Linked DNA regions of Homo sapiens: region 2 is linked to region 1. The links are chromatin loops, found by intact Hi-C in ENCODE. Cell type or tissue: heart right ventricle. All regions are shown on one strand. Links, peaks and the distances in the headings refer to the core of each region. The heading gives the core; the rest is flanking DNA. Region 1 overlaps DOT1L (DOT1 like histone lysine methyltransferase). Region 2 overlaps DOT1L (DOT1 like histone lysine methyltransferase).

Region 1 (10,035 bases), core at 3,294-5,793:
CCCTAGCGTCCTGGAGCGTTTTTCCCTGCATGGAGGCCCACGAGTCCCGCGCTTTCCTCCTTCCCTGTCACGCTGTGGCTTTAGGAGGCCCACGAGTCCCGCGCTTTCCTCCTTCCCTGTCACGCTGTGGCTTTGGCCTCAGGCTAGAGGGTCGGTGTCTGTCAGCCTGTGCTCAGACGAGGGCGAGGAGAGTTCTGGTCAGCGCGTCCAGCCTCCCTCCTGTGTTGCTTTGCTGCTGGAAAAAGAGGGTCCTGATGCAGACCCCAAGAGAGGAGAGAACTCGAGGTGAGCCGCGGATCACAGTGAGAGCAGCCACCAAGCCGCTTCCTTACACAGCGGGCCTCCCTGACAGAGCAGGGCGTCCTCGGGGAGCAGGCAGAGGGTGCCTGCTCTTCCTTAGCGCCTCCGTCTGTGAGAAACGGCCAGGGTTGCGAGTAAACCTGGAACGTGCAGACACTCACTGGAGGCCAGCCGGGTGGTGCCATCCGACCACCCTTCAAGCCCAGCCTGCTCACCGGCCCTCTCAGTACAGCGGGCACGGGTTCTGCGGGCTGCCCGGAAGACCTCCCCCAGACCCATAGATGCTCTGTGTCCTTGGTGGGCAGCTCATAAGTGTGAACCTTCCCGGTACCTTGCGAGTGCCTCACTACGCACTTCAAGACGGGGTCGCTCCGGTTGTGTTTTATGAAACCAGAGGCCTGGTGAGCTGAGCTTCCTCTCACAGCTTCACAGCAGCCTGTGTGGGTGGCCTCAGCCCTCCTGAGCCCCTCCAGTGTCGAGTTGCTTTGACTGTTTCCAGGGAACTCCTTTGGTTGTTGCGTAGCTTGGGCTGTTTGTTTGTTTGTTTGAGACAAACTCTGTCACCCGGGCTGGAGTATTGGAGTTTAGTGGCGTGATCATAACAGTGCAACCTTGAACTCCTGGCTCAAGCGATCCTTCCACCTCAGCCTCCTAAAGTGCTAGCACTACAGGCGTGCACAGCTGTGCCCAGCCAGCTGGGGCTGTTGCACATGGGCTAGTTATTATCAAGTCAGCTGAAGCCTTGTCAGCCATCCTTGGTCTGAGCTCTCCCTGGCTCTCGGGCAGCACCGTCTTCCTCCTGTGGAGGTCTGAGTCCCCTTTTCACACTGCCCTTGATCCTACAGACAGATGCTCAGCCAGGAAGCAACATGCTCTGATGTCCAGGCCCAGCTCTGCTGTGAAGTAGCTGCATGGACTTGGGCCAGGGCCTGTGTGGACCTTGGGTTGAGGGTCAAGTCTAAAAATGCTCTGTCAGGTTGGGCACAGTGGCTCACATCTGTAATCCCAGGACTTGGGGAGGCCGAGGCGGGCAGATCACCTGAGGTTGGGAGTTTGAAACCAGCCTGACCAACGTGGAGAAACCCCGTCTCTGTTAAAAATACAAAATTAGCTGGGTGTGGTGGCGCACGCCTGTAATCCCAGCTACTTGGGAGGCTGAGGCAGGAGAATCGCAAAAGCTAAGATAAATTTTGTTTTTTTCTTTTTTTAGAGATGGGGTCTTGCTGTTCACCCAGGCTGGAGTGCAGTGGTGTGATCACAGCTCACTGCAGCCTTGAACTCCTGGGCTCAAGTGATCCTCCCACTTCAGTCTCCCAAACAGCTGAGACTACAGGTGTACCTGTCATGCCCAGCTAGTTAAAAAAAAAAAAAAGCAAAAACTTTTTTTGAAGAGATGAGGGTCTCAATATGTTGTCCAGGCTGATCTCAAACTCCTAGCTTCAAGCAGTCCTCCCGCCTCAACCTCCCAGAGTGCTGGGATTACAGGCATAAGCCATTATGTCTGATCTCTTTTTAAGTTTTTAAATATATGTGTGTGTGTGTGTGTGTGTGTGTGTGTGTGTGTGTATATATATATTTTTTTTTTTTTAGATGGAGTCTTGCTCTGTTGCCCAGGCTGGAGTGCAGTGGCGCCATCTCGGCTCACTGCAAGCCCCGCCTCCCGGGTTCATGCCATTCTCCTGCCTCATCCTCCCAAGTAGCTGGGACTACAGGCGCCCACCACCACGCCCGGTTAATTTTTTATATTTTTAGTAGAGACAGGGTTTCACTGTGTTAGCCAGGATGGTCTCGATCTCTTGACCTCATGATCCTGCCCGCCTTGGCCTCCCAAAGTGCTTGGGGATTACAGGCGTGAGCCATGGCGCCTGGCCGATATTTTGTATCTTTTTAAGAGTTGAGGTCTTGCTATGTTGCCCAGGTTAGAGTGCAGTGACGATCATGATTCACTGTGGCCTCAAACTCCTGGGCTCCAGTGATCCTCCTGCCTCAGCCTCCTAAGTTGCTGGGACCCCAGGCATGGGCCACTGCATCTGGCCAAGGAGATAAATTTTCATAACTTATTTAACCAAGTATAACTGGAATATTATCATTTTATCATGTAATTAAAAAATTGTTCTGGCTGGACGCAGTGGCTCACGCCTATAATCCCAGCACTTTGGGAGGCTGAGGTGGGTGGATCATCTGAGGTCAGGAGTTCAAGACCAGCCTGGCCAACGTGATGAAACCCCATCTCTACTAAAAATACAAAAAATTAGCCAGGCGTGGTGGCTGACGCCTATAATCCCAGCTACTCAGGAGGCTGAGACGGGAAAATCGCTTGAACCCAGGAAGTGGAGGTTGCAGTGAGCCGAGACTGCGCCATTGAACCTGGGAGGTAGAGGTTGCAGTGAGCCGAGACCACACCACTGCACTCCAGCCTCGGCAACGAGCAAAACTCCGTCTCAAAAAAAGAAAGGAACTCCCACACGAGCTGGAAGCCAGCACTGGGCTCTTCCGCACAGAGGCTCCCACCCATAGACCAGGAGTACGAACCCAACCGTGCTGCTCTAGACATGGGCCCTGGGATGATCACCCAACCTCTGTGTCCCGGCTCTGCCTGTCCCCTGGGCTCTCCAGGAACAGGTCTGTGCTGGAAACGCCTCTTGGCCGAGGCTGCTTTTACTAGACATCCACTCTCAGTTGGGGGTCCTCCAGGCCCTGCACACCCACCCACCATGAGAGGGAATGTCACCGCTTGGCCTTTGGGATTCAGAAAAACCTGGTGAAGTCTGCACAAAGCCCTGTCCCCCAGCCCTCGGTCCACACAGCATCCCACACCACAAGGCACCTCTGGACAGGAGGCAGTGCGAGCAAGAGGGGACAGGGGCAGTAACTCGGGGTGCACTGCCTGGTGGGGACACTGTCTCCCTAGCTGTGAATGACAGGGAATGAGGCACAAGGACGAAACAGGCGTGGGGCAGAGGGCACGGCTCGCGGGAGTTGCAGAGCGAGTTCACCCTGCTACTGCTTCTGCGGGGCACTCATTTTTAGAAGTACACTTACGTGGCCCCCAAAATAATGTCACGCTGCCAAGGAGAGCAGGCAAGGGCAGGTGACACCGCTGTCAATCAGAGCATTTCCAGCCCTCACACCTGTGAGTCATCTGGCTCCCAGGAACATTCTCTGTTCCAGTAAGGCCTGCGCCTGTGAGAAGCGCTTGGCTGAATCCTAGGAAGGGGGACTTGGGCCGACAGCCCCCTCCAACCTGCGCAGCCTCAGGACACTCAAACCACAGCTGCAAACACTGCCAGCCAGACATGCAGCTCCCGCGGCCACCACTTTGAGACAGCGACTCCCTGTGACAAGAAAACTCTGAAACCAGGCGAGGCAGGGCCCTCTGTCAGATGATCACTGGGGAAGACGCTATGGACAGACAGGAACTTCTGGGACCACAGCAGGCTGGAATTCCAGCTTGAGGAGGGAGAGGGGAACCCTGCCGTGGGCCCTGACAGTGAGCAGGAGGAAAGGGGTCTCACAGAAGCAGGACCCCGATATGAGGGAGCAGGCCCAGCACCCCTTCCTCCCGCCCCCAGCCCCTATCCAGAGAGCAGGCTGGCCCTCTGGGTCTCGCTTCAGATGCGTAGAACCCAGTGCTTCCGGCTGCACCCTGCAACATCCCGCAGCAGTCTGTGGGGGTCCGCAGGAAGAAGACTCCCCCGTGAGGGGGAGCTCTGTGGAGCGGCACTGTCCTGACGGCAGCCACTAGCCACTCGGCTGTGGGCACCCGACATGTGGCTGGCGGGAAGGAGCTGTGCAGAGCACAGAACATACAGGAAACGACCAGGTGTGCTGCACTCGCCCCACACACGCAGTCAAATCACGCAGGAACAATTTTTTTTTTTTGGGAGAAAAAGTTTTGCTCTTGTCGCCCAGGCTGGAGTGCAATGCCGCGATCTCGGCTCACTGTAACCTCTGCCTCCCGGGTTCAAGCAAGTCTCCTCTCTCAGCCTCCCTAGTAGCTGGAATTACAGGCACCCGCCACCACACCCAGCTAATTTTTGTATTATTAGTACTACTAACAATTTTTATATTATTAGTGGTAATAATTTTTGTATTACTAGTGATAGAGCTAATATTTGTGTTATTAGTATTCGCCACGTTGGCCAGGCTGGCCTCGAATTCCTGACCTCATGATCTGCGCCCAGCTCGTGTTGAAGTTCTTTAGCCACCTTTGAGCAAGGGACCCTATTTTCACTTTGTCCGGGGCCTGCAAGTTCTGCCTGCTCCCTCGCCAACCCTCGCCAGCCCTGCTCTCCGCTCTGCCCAGCCCCGGCTCTTGCCTCCTCCTATTTCTTTTTCCTTTTTTTTTTTGAGCTGGAATCTCACTCTGCTGCCCAGATTGGAGTGCAGTGGTGCGACCTTGGCTCACTGCAAGCTCTGCTTCCTGGGTTCAAGAGATTCTCCTGCCTCAGCCACTGAGTATCTTGGATTACAGGTGTGTGCCACCACACCTAGCAATTTTTTTTTTTTTTGAGATGGATTCTCACTCTGTATCCCAGGCTGGAGTGCAGTGGTGCAGTCTCAGCTCACTGCAACCTCTGCCTCCTGAGTTCAAGTGAATCTCCTGGCTCAGCCTCCTGAGTAGCTGGGATTACAGGCACGCACCACCATGCCCAGCTAATTTTTTTTTTTTTTGTATTTTTCATAGAGATGGGGTTTCACTGTGTTAGCCAGGCTGGTCTTGAACTCCTGACCTCGAGTGATCCACCCGCCTCGGCCTCCCAAAGTGCTGGGATTACAGGTGTGAACCACCATGCCTGGCCATTTTTTTTTTTTTTTTGGTATTTTTTTGTAGAGATGGCGTTTCACCATGTCTTTGGGAGGCCAAGGCAGACAGCTCACTTGAGGCCAGGAGTTTGAGACCAGCCTGGCCAACATGGTGAAACCTTGTCTCTACCAGAAAAAAAAAAAAAACAAAAAATCTCCAAAACACACTTCACTTTGAAATTTTTTTTTTTTTTTTTTTTGAGACGGAGTCTTGCTCTTTTGCCCAGGCTGGAGTGCAGTGGCGCGATCTTGGCTCACTGCAAGCTCCGCTTCCCGGGTTCACGCCATTCTCCTGCCTCTGCCTCCCGAGTAGCTGGACTACAGGCACCCGTCACTACGCCTGGCTAACTTTTTGTATTTTTTAGTAGAGATGGGGTTTCATTGTGTTAGCCAGGATGGTCTTGATCTCCTGACCTTGTGATCCACCCGCCTCAGCTGGCCTCCCAGAGTGCTGGGATTACAGGTGTGAGCTACCGCGCCCGGCCACGCCCAGCTAATTTTTTCTATTTTTAGTAGAGACGGGGTTTCACCTTGTTAGCCAGGATGGTCTCTATCTCCTGACCTCGTGATCCACCTGCCTCAGCTTCCCAAAGCGCTGGGATTCCAGGTGTGAGCCACCACGCCAACCCCTAAAGTGGTTTTAGACTTAGAAGAAAGTTGCAAAGCACCGCACAGACTTTCTATGTGGCTTTATTTCATCACAGTACCCTGATCCGAACCAGGAGGTGGACGGAGCTGTGGCCTCAGTGGCATATACGTCCCATCCCATCATTGCCATGAGCCCTTGTGTCTCCTGTCTCCCCTATCTAGGCTGATCCCTCAGTGCATAAGGAAAGCTGGGGGGGGGTCTCCTATGGTCTGGCCTTTGGAGGAGAGCCAGCTGGGGTCTCTGTGTGGCACCCCTCAGTCAGGCTTGGCTGCTTCTCTCAGGGTTATACTGAGGTTCTGCATCCTGGCAGGAGCCCCACAGATGGGGTTGCGTCCCGCTGGGCCTTGGGAGGCTCGTGGCGGCTGCGTGTCTCACTGTGATGACGCTGGCCTTGTGTTTCGTCAGGTGGTGTCCACAGGTGCCCTGCTGGTTGCTTTTTCTCTGCCCTGGGAGAGGCTCGCTGAGGCTGCACGGCTGCCTGGGAGAGGCTCGCTGAGGCTGCACGGCTGCCTGGGCGGCCTCTGACGCGCCCTGTGGACTGCAGCATCCAGGGGATCGCGTCTGCAACTCTTATTGCTTTGGCGTTTACCTATTGGGGATTTAAAAAAAAATTGTTCATTTTTATAAAAAAGACATGGGCTGGCTGGGCACGGTGGCTCAGGCCTGTAATCCCAATACTTTGGGAGGCTGAGGTGGGCGGATCACCTGAGGTAAGGATTTCGAGACCAGCCTGATCAACATGGAGAAACCCTGTCTCTACCAAAAATACAAAGTTAGCCAGGCGTGGTGGCTCATGCCAGTAATCCCAGCTACTCGGGAGGCTGAGGCAGGAGAATCCCTTGAACCTGGGAGGTGGAGGTTGCAGTGAGCCGAGATTGCACCACTTCACTCCAGCCTGGGCGACAAACAAACAAACAAACAGAAAAAAGACATGGGCTCTCGCTGTTTCCCAGGCTGGCCTCGAACTCCTGGCTCAAGTGATTCGCTCCCTGCACCCAGCCTGTTGTGGGTTTATATCAGCACAGTAGCACGCAGACGCGACGAAAGTGCACGTGTCCTGGTGGCGTGCACTTGGTCTCTGATTCTCGGTGATGGGTGTGGAGTCGGAGAGGCTTGGGTGGCCCTGCTGGGTGTGAACCTGCCTTTGACATTGGCCTTGTAGAGGGAGCGAAGGGCAGGGTGCTGGACGGGGAGGGATCTGTGTTAGGCCAAGGACCTTGGTTTTAGTTGTGGCAGGTTCTGGGCTATGGCGAGGCCGCCCACGTGGGCTAGCCCAGTGGTTTTTTTCCCATGGTACAGTTGGGGAAACAGGCCCCGTGGAGGCTCTATCACCTGCGGTCACATACCAGGCCTTTGCCAACGCAGGACTCCCAGCCAGGCTGGAGCTCCCTGGCTGGAGCAGCGTCGGGAGAATTCCCGGTGGGCCTGCGGAGCGCGGTCTGAGGGACTTGGGCTGTGTTGAGGGATCAACTGACCTCCAGGGAAAAAATGGGGAGACATGTGGAGCGGAGCTTGGGGCGGCCGTTTGCTTTAGGGTGGGAGAGGAGCAGGACCGGGGGCCATAGACTCCATCCCAGGCCGCTGCCTGCTCGCTGCCTGTAGTAGGACACAGCGTGCCAGAATAGGTCCCCGGCAAGGTCTGTGTTCCCTTCGTGGTCCAGGGTCTGGGAGTGTCTCTGGTGGTACCCGCTGGGTGGTGGGCTTGGGAGCTGCACCAGTTGGGAAATGAAGAGATGGGAAGTTGACGGCATCGCTTGTCCGGGAAGAGAGCGATGGGCTCACGGGGTGGAGGATGGCTCTGCGTCTCAAACTTCTCTCTCTGTTTCAGGATAAACATCACGATGCTGCTCATGAAATCATCGAGACCATCCGGTGAGTGCACGGCCTGCAGTGTGTTGTCTTCACAGCCCTGAGCCACTTCCGTGGACACCCGTGCCCTGCAGATTCTGTTGTGGGGATGGCTCCTGCAGGGGTGGACTCCTGGAGGTGTTGTGAAGCGGATCAGGGGTGACTCAGGGACGGGTAGAGCTGCTTCTCCCAGCTCCATTCCTGGCCAGTGGGTGCAGAAGTCTTGAGCTGCTGGGGTGTCCAGTGGGTCCTCCAGGGGCGTTGCCCTGCCTTCCTCTGTCTCCTTGTCAGTCTCCCTGCTGTGGGTTTTGGGCCGACCTTCACCCTCACGCGCCCTCGACGGCCTCCTGTGTCTGTGCCCCATGGGTGCAGAGAGGAGCATTCTGGGGGTGACTTGGATGGGCAGGAGGCGGAGGCCGTCCTGTCCTCGTAAGCTCCAGCCTGGGCTCCAGGATCTGCAGCAACAGTGCAGGGAGGCCCTCTGGGTGCCTCTCTGCTGCCCACTGGGAAGCTGCCCATGGTGGCCGGCATTCTGCGTGTCTCAGGTGCTCAGGGTCAGAACCCTCATTGTGTGGCACCTGCACGGAGGCCACATGTGTCCATGTGGCCCTGGCGTCTTGCTGGTCTGTTCCTTAGCATACTGGGCTGTGAGGACACCGCCCGTGCCCATGCCCAGCATCTGCCCAGGCCTGCAGCTGCCATAAGGGCCATGCTGAGCTCCTCTTGGCCGGGTGGCTCTGTGCCAGGCCCCTAGCTCCTGAGGCCCTGTAGTTCAGTGTTGGGGCCCAGCGGCACCTCCCTGGCCAGGTTGTTTGAGGATTAAGTGAAATCGTTTGTGTAGGTCGGCCAGGGTGGGCCTGACCCAGGGTCCGTGCTTAGAATGTGGGATCTGCTTTTTTTTAATGTCATGATCCGTGGACCAGGCAGTGGAGTAGGGGCCCCTCTGTTCTTTGTAAAAGAAGTCTGGTGTTATGGTTGGAGGGAGGGCTCTGGATCAGGCAGCTGGACCCCAGCCCAGCCCCCGCCCAGCACCAGCCCCAGCCCCAGCCCCAGCCCCAGCCCCAGCCCAGCTGCAGCATGCTTCTGGCGGCCAGCCGCCTCTCTCTGCCTGGGTTTCTCTTGTTGCAGCTGGGGGCCAAGACTCTGCTGGCGTGGGCCTCTGTGGGTGCTCCTCACAGAGGGCCGGGCAGTCTTTTTAAGAATGCTCAAGCTGTGCACGGTGGCTCACGCCTATAATCCCAGCGCTTTGGAAGGCCAAGGCAGGGAGATCGCTTGAGGCCAGGAGTTCGAGACTGGCCTGGGCACCTTGGGGAAACCCTGTCTCTACTAAAAAAAAACACAAAAATTAGCCGGGTGAGGTAGCAGGTGCCTATAGTCCCAGCTACTTTGGAGGCTGAGGCAGGAGAATAGCTTGAACCCAGGGGGCGGAGGTTGCAGTGACCCAAGATGGTGCCACTGCACTGCAGCCTGGGTGATAAGAGTGAGACTCCATCTCAAAAATAAATAAATAAATAAATAAATAATGCTCAGCTGGGCATGGTGGCTCACACCTGGAATCCCAGTGCTTTGAGAGGCTGGGAGGGTTGATCACTTGAATCCAGGAGCTGGAGATTGGCCGGGCAACATAATGAGACCCCAAGTCTACAAAAAAGTAAAAAATTAGCTGGGCATGGTGGTGCACACCTGTGGTCCCAGCTACTTGCGGGGCTGAGGTGGGAGGATCACTTGAGACCAGTGGCGCTGTGATTGTGCCACCGCCCTCCAGCCAGGCAACAGAGTGAGACCCTGTCTCAAGAAACAAAACCCAAACAAGAAAGAGTGCTCCAGGGCTGTGGCTTCCCGGGGCTGTGACTGTGCAGGTTCTGCCAGTGCTGCCCAGACGTGGTCTCTCTGGGTTAGGATCTCGGTGCAGCAGGGGTGGAAGCCCCTCTCTGACCAGGCGCTTGCTAGTGTGTCTGGAGGTGCTCAGCAGCAGGGGAGCTGCACCTGCTCCCCATGGGAAGGGGCCTGCACAGACTTCTGGGGTCAGAGGAGACCCCAGGCCCCCGGATCTCAGGCAGTGGCGGTGAGAGTGCCTCTCTGGCTGCATGCTCGCCTTCTGCAGGGCTCGGAGCTGACTGTCTTGTTTGAACCTTGTGTGTTTTCTGGGGAGCGCATCTGGAGTCTGGAGCTTAAGCGTTGTAGGGAGCAGGGTCCAGGCACAGGGGCGTGCACCAACACCTGGGCATCCGCGACGTAGGCAGAGACCTCGAAACTCGAACCCCCACCACCTGGAGAGGCTGCTTTCTCCCGTGCATCCCCAGCATGTGGCCAGGGTTCTCACGGTGTGGCTGCACAGACCTTTTCTGTCTCACTTCCTCTAGAAACACCGACGACGTTCTTACACAGCAAACACCATTCAGTCCCCATACGGCCAGTGTCCCAAGCACGTC
Region 2 (5,296 bases), core at 2,747-5,246, 54 kb after region 1:
AGGGCGGAGGGCGGGCCACCACGAGCCTGGCCGAGCCGCTGCTTGTGCTTGGTGCCCGCACACGCCTGGCGGCGCCGTTTCGCTTCCCTTTTTGTGAGCCTGCGGCTGCTGCTCTGCGCTTGCCTGGATGCTGCCGCTTGTTGAAGCTGCGTTTTTCTCTCCTATTTGCAGGTGTCTTTAACCACGCGGTGCCCTCCGCCTCTGCTCATCCGTTTGGAGCCCGTGTCGGCCGCGGGGCTGCATGTGGCAGCGCCACACTGGGCCCGAGCCCGCTGCAGGCGGCGGCCAGCGCCTCGGCCTCTTCCTTTCAGGCCCCGGCCTCGGTTGAGACCCGGCCGCCCCCTCCGCCTCCGCCTCCGCCTCCCCCGCTGCCCCCGCCTGCGCACCTGGGCCGGTCCCCCGCGGGGCCGCCCGTCCTCCACGCCCCCCCTCCACCTAACGCCGCCTTGCCTCCTCCCCCAACGCTGCTGGCCTCTAACCCTGAGCCCGCGCTTCTGCAGAGCCTCGCGTCCCTCCCGCCTAACCAAGCTTTCTTGCCCCCCACCTCTGCTGCCTCTCTGCCGCCTGCTAACGCCTCTTTGTCTATCAAGCTCACCTCCCTCCCGCACAAGGGCGCCCGCCCCTCCTTCACGGTGCACCACCAGCCCCTGCCCCGGCTGGCCCTGGCCCAGGCCGCGCCCGGGATCCCACAGGCCAGCGCCACGGGGCCGTCCGCGGTGTGGGTGTCCCTCGGCATGCCGCCTCCCTATGCCGCGCACCTTTCGGGGGTTAAGCCGCGATAAAGACCTTGCTTAGCTAGCAGTGCGTATTGTGTAAGGTAAGGCCAGAGCCCTGCGCGGTGGCTCACTCCAGACACTGAACTGTCCTTCCTTTGGCAGAGAAGACGGCCACAGGGCTCGGCAGAAGTTCCGGGGGTCCTGAGGAGGGAAGAGGGAGAGAGCCAGGGAGACCAGGGAGATGGTCGCGAGAGGAGGGACTACAGGACGGGCACCAGCCATGGAGTGGCCTGAGTGTGTTGGGTTCCAGCTGCCCGCAGCTGGGTTCCTGCGGTGACGCCGCAGGACTGAGGCCAGCCCTGGGGGCAGCTGTGCCAGCCCCTGTGGGCGAGGCTCACGGGGTGCCAGGCCAGGGGGCTGGGAGCTCTAGCTCCTAGAGCAGTCTCCAGGGCTCCATCCGCACCAGGCCCAGGTCACTCATGACGGGTGGCGTGGCTTGGTGCTGTTCCCCAGGCGCCCAGCATGTAGCAGGCACGGTGCCGGCTGCAGAGGTCCTGGAGAGCCAGGGTGGCTGGCTGGATGCCTCTGGTCGGGGCTGTCTGGCCAGTAGCCTCGGATGCCCTCATAGGGAGCCAGTGAAGCCCCAAGTGCCCTGCCTGCCTGGGGGCTGATGGGTTCCCGGCGGGGTCGAGAGGCAAGCTCTGTGCCCTGCGTGTTGAGGCCCCCTTGCTGGACACGGCTGATGGCCACACTGCCCTGTGGTCATGGCCCACAGCCGAGGGGCTTTCAGCTGCTCAGATGTCAGCACCAAGCTGGGCAGGTTAGTGTAGACGGTGCCCACCTTTGAGACCAGAAGGAAGTTGGAAGCAGGAGTGATTTTGATGATGTGAGGCCTTCAGGGAATGTCCTGTTCACTCCTCCCCCAAGAGGCTGTGGAGACTGTGGCCGCTGACCCCTGAGGGCAGTTGGCCACCCGTGCCCTCCAGGGACATGGCGTGCCTGGCGGCGTAGTGCAAAGGTGCCCTCTGCTTGCCCCTGGCCTTCTGCCTCAGGGGCCCCTGGGACACAGGCCTTCCTGGGCGAGTCCAAAGCCCACCGGGCAAGGAGAGGAGGACTGGGAGCCAGGAGCCAAGGCGGAGGCTGTGGCCAGGGCTGGTCAGCCTGGCGGGTCAATGCGGGCACCTGCGGGCTGGACAAGCTATGCTGGGTCTCTTAGGAGATGAGCTGCAGGTAGGGTGGCTTTAGCTGGACTCGGCTGTGTGTCTCCTTTGGAGGAAGGCTGGAGCTTGGCCGGCGTGTCCAGGTGTCAGGCTCCCTGGTCTGTCACGGGGCACGCCCGTCGTCTGTTGTGGTTAGAGGAGCTGGCACTATGCCTGTCATGGTGCTGGCCCCAGGTGGCGTGTGTGCTCGTGGGAGGCCTCGGTCCCCAGCCTGGGTGAGTGTTGGGCTCCCCCAGGCGCGATGGTAACCTCAGGCCGCTCTTCCCGCTGTGCCCTTCTGCAGGTAACTAGGATTTCTACCTCAACCGCGAGACCTATGCAAGGACGGTGTGGACCAACTCGCGCCCGCGGCATGGTGCCCGCCGGCCTGCCGGGCTCCCACCCCTGGACGGCAGAGGCAAGGACGGACGGGAGCTCCACTGTGAATCGGCGGCACGCGCCGCAGGAGGCTGGGACTGGTCCAGTTTGTACTGTCGATAGTTTTAGATAAAGTATTTATCATTTTTTAAAAAGTATAAACAATTCTGACTTATTTTATTCCATCTAAGTGGTAAAAGGCAACTTATTGAGAAATATAAATATCTATATATGAGAGCTCTATATAAAGACACGTGTCTGCAGGGCGGGCCCGCCAGCGGATTCGCCACAGCCTGCCCCGGTGCTATCTCGTCCCCAGGCCCGCGCCTGCCTCCACCCGCTTGGTGCTGACTAGACGCTGACAACGCCGAACCCCGTTCTCGGAAACGCCGCCCGGCCGGCTCCCCCGACGCGCTGCTCCCGTACCAAAGGCAGGCCCGTCGCCACCACATTCCTCGGAGGCCTCCCCGCGGCCTGAGCCCCTTCCTGAGCGCCCTGGCGCCTGCCCTGAGCTCTTCACCTTTACCCCGGCACTGTGAACCCCCAGACTGTTCACCCTCCGGGGCGTGGGTTGCGCCCTTGCATGTGAAGGGGCCTGCGCGGTGACGCAGCTGGCCATGTGCTGCGCGATGGTGCTGTGAGGACGGCGCGGGCACGTTGAACAAGTGCATTTACTTTTGTATTTCTCGGCTGTCCATGGCTCGCAGCATGCCCTGCGATGCGGGGCAGGCCTGTCGTGGGTCCCTTGGTGTTTCTGTACAGGAGAGAGTCACACTAATGAGTGGCAGTATTTTATAGAGATGTGATGAGAATTTATAAATTTCATAGATTTGACAGCTTTTATTTTTAGATGGTATAATGCACAGTGAAGAGGAAAGAAAAGCGAGGGGAAAAAACCTTATTTATTCAAACAGTGCACAAAATGGCCCCAGCGTCAGCCCCGACCCTAGACCCCTCAGTTGCAGCTCCCAGCAGCCCAGACAGAGCTGCCGGCGCCCCTGCCTGCCCCACATCCCTTCCTGTCAGGGCCACGCCTGGCACCCATCCCTTGGAGCCTGTGCTGGTTCTCCCAGCTGCTGTGGGTGTGCTGGGGCCAGGGTGCACTGCTGAAACCTGGCCTCTCTGGCCCTAGGCCCCAGGGTGACGTCGGCCCCCCACTCTGCAGCCTTGGCGGGTGCCTGGGACTGGGTGTGGAAGGAGAGGAGCTGAGGCCGGGGTGTAGCAGGCAGGCAGGGCCACTCCAGTGCTTCTGGAGCCCTGAGCAGTCAGGGCCTGGGTTGTCTGAGCAGTGGTGGCTCTGTGCCCTCCCTGGAGGATGGGATCTGGGAGTCTGAGCTCCCCGCATCTGGCCCTGGGCTGTGTGGCACTTGCTGAGCCCACCTTCTCAAGTGCTTGCTCCTGTGAGATGGCATCGGGGAGCCCCTTCCCCAAGGTGCCACAGATCCACCCTCCAGGGAGCTGCCAGCCCTGTGTTCTGGTTCCCAAGGGCAGGATGGACACACGTCACATCCCTACCACGTGGCCTCCAAAGGGAGCCACGGAGGAAAGGCTTCTGTGGTTGCTAGGTGGGGGAGTCCTGTGTGGGAGGGCCTGAAGACCCCTGCTTGTGCCTGGTGAGGGGGGTGCTGCCTCCCCCAGCCCCCAACAACCTCTCAGACCCCCACCCTCCAACATAGCTGAGTTCTGAAGATGGTGCTCCGGACCTGTCCTCTTAAGTGGTGCCCAGTGCCCTCCCCACCCCACGTTGGTGCTCTCAGCTAGAAGGTGCTGTGCCTCTGCCTGAGCCCCAAGCCCCGAGCCTGGCCTTCAGGACAGGCAGCCTGCTCTGTGTCGCCACGGGCCGGATACGCCACAGGGTTGATGGCAGAGACGGCCGAGTCCCTGGTCTAGAACAAGACACATTCTTTAAACACTGTATTACTTCTGCCTCCCTCTAGGTGACAGTGGCAGTCCGGGTGCCATCACGGGTCCTGCAGATGGCCATGCAGGGCTCCTGCCCACGCAGGCCACCGTATGTTCAGGACACGCACTGGGTCTCAGAGCCACTGGCCCAGGCAGAAGTCTCCTTGAGCCCACTGGGTCATATGCGTGTCACCACACGTGAACTAGTGTGGTGGCTGCCTGCGGACACCCTCCTGTTCTGAGCCCTGGGCCTGTGTTCTTCTCAGACACTCCCAGACTGAGGGGTGGTGTGTGGCGGGTGGCAGGGTGGCTGTGGAGACTGGGGATCTGGAGCCTGGTGCTGGCACCTGGCCTGAGTTTCCGTGGGCAGCTGGCGGGGACCTGTGCTGCTGCTGCTGACTGTGGGTGGGCGGGCGGCGCCTGGGAGTGGCTCTTGCTCAGGAATTGATAGGAACCCTAAAAACTAGGATACCCCCTCCTCGGCCCATGAGGCACGCACAGTGACTTATTTAAGACTTCCCCCTTAATTTATCTGCCCCCAGGATGCGTCAGTCTGTTCAGTGGTCAGCAGGCCCCCCACCCCCCGCCGACTGCCCTCGCCATCGTGGTCAGACCCCCCTCCCAACACAACACGCTGCTGGTCTGTGTCAGCCTTTGTAACGTGGGAGGCTCTGCCGTGTCTTCCGGGTGAACTGTATTTGGATTGCGCGCATTGTCACGGTCCGCCCCTGGGCTGCAGGCGCCCCTTCCTCTGGGCACCCCTGCATTCTGCATCCCCACCTCTAGACGCTGTAATAAACAGACTGTTTTCACTCGGACCTGGTGTGAATGGCAGCCTTTCTTCCAGGTGGCATGAGGCGTCTCCTGGCGGCCAGTGAGAGGCCCCGGCTAGTGTGTCATCGCCGAAACGGGGAGTGGAGGGCCTAGGGGTGCTCCTAGCAGAAGCTCCGGGGGCTGACACCAGGACACCCTGGCCTTGGGGAGGCTTATGAGGGCACCAGGCCACAGGCAAGGGGAGGCTTATGAGGGCACCAGGCCACAGGCAAAGTGCCTTTTGATGAACGGAAAACCAGATCTGCGACCCCAATGACATCGGCAAAG

What was found. A loop is a pair of places that touch in the nucleus more often than their neighbours do. Peaks named below come from ENCODE experiments on the same cell type or tissue, not always from the same donor. Only the 100,000 strongest peaks of a DNase experiment are listed, where the experiment ranks them.
Region 2: it touches region 1 in a loop (2.5-fold over the local background); 43 of 110 quality-filtered maps call a loop at or near these places.

The regions. Positions count from the first base shown.
Region 1 is chr19:2,173,130-2,183,164 of GRCh38, forward strand. DOT1L (DOT1 like histone lysine methyltransferase) reads left to right here. Exons shown (of 28, transcript NM_032482.3): 2 at 7,584-7,627. Among named protein-coding and RNA genes, the nearest start is that of DOT1L, 14 kb to the left of the region's middle. RefSeq lists enhancers at 345-863, 7,561-8,144, 9,617-9,776, 9,967-10,035. In heart right ventricle, for the core only: no CTCF peak of the experiment used is centred there; no DNase peak of the experiment used is centred there.
Region 2 is chr19:2,227,566-2,232,861 of GRCh38, forward strand. DOT1L (DOT1 like histone lysine methyltransferase) reads left to right here. Exons shown (of 28, transcript NM_032482.3): 28 at 2,220-5,013. The coding sequence ends at 2,227. It also overlaps a transcript of PLEKHJ1 not described here. Among named protein-coding and RNA genes, the nearest start is that of MIR1227, 3.9 kb to the right of the region's middle. In heart right ventricle, for the core only: a CTCF peak has its summit at 4,239; no DNase peak of the experiment used is centred there; H3K27ac peaks cover 1,109 bases.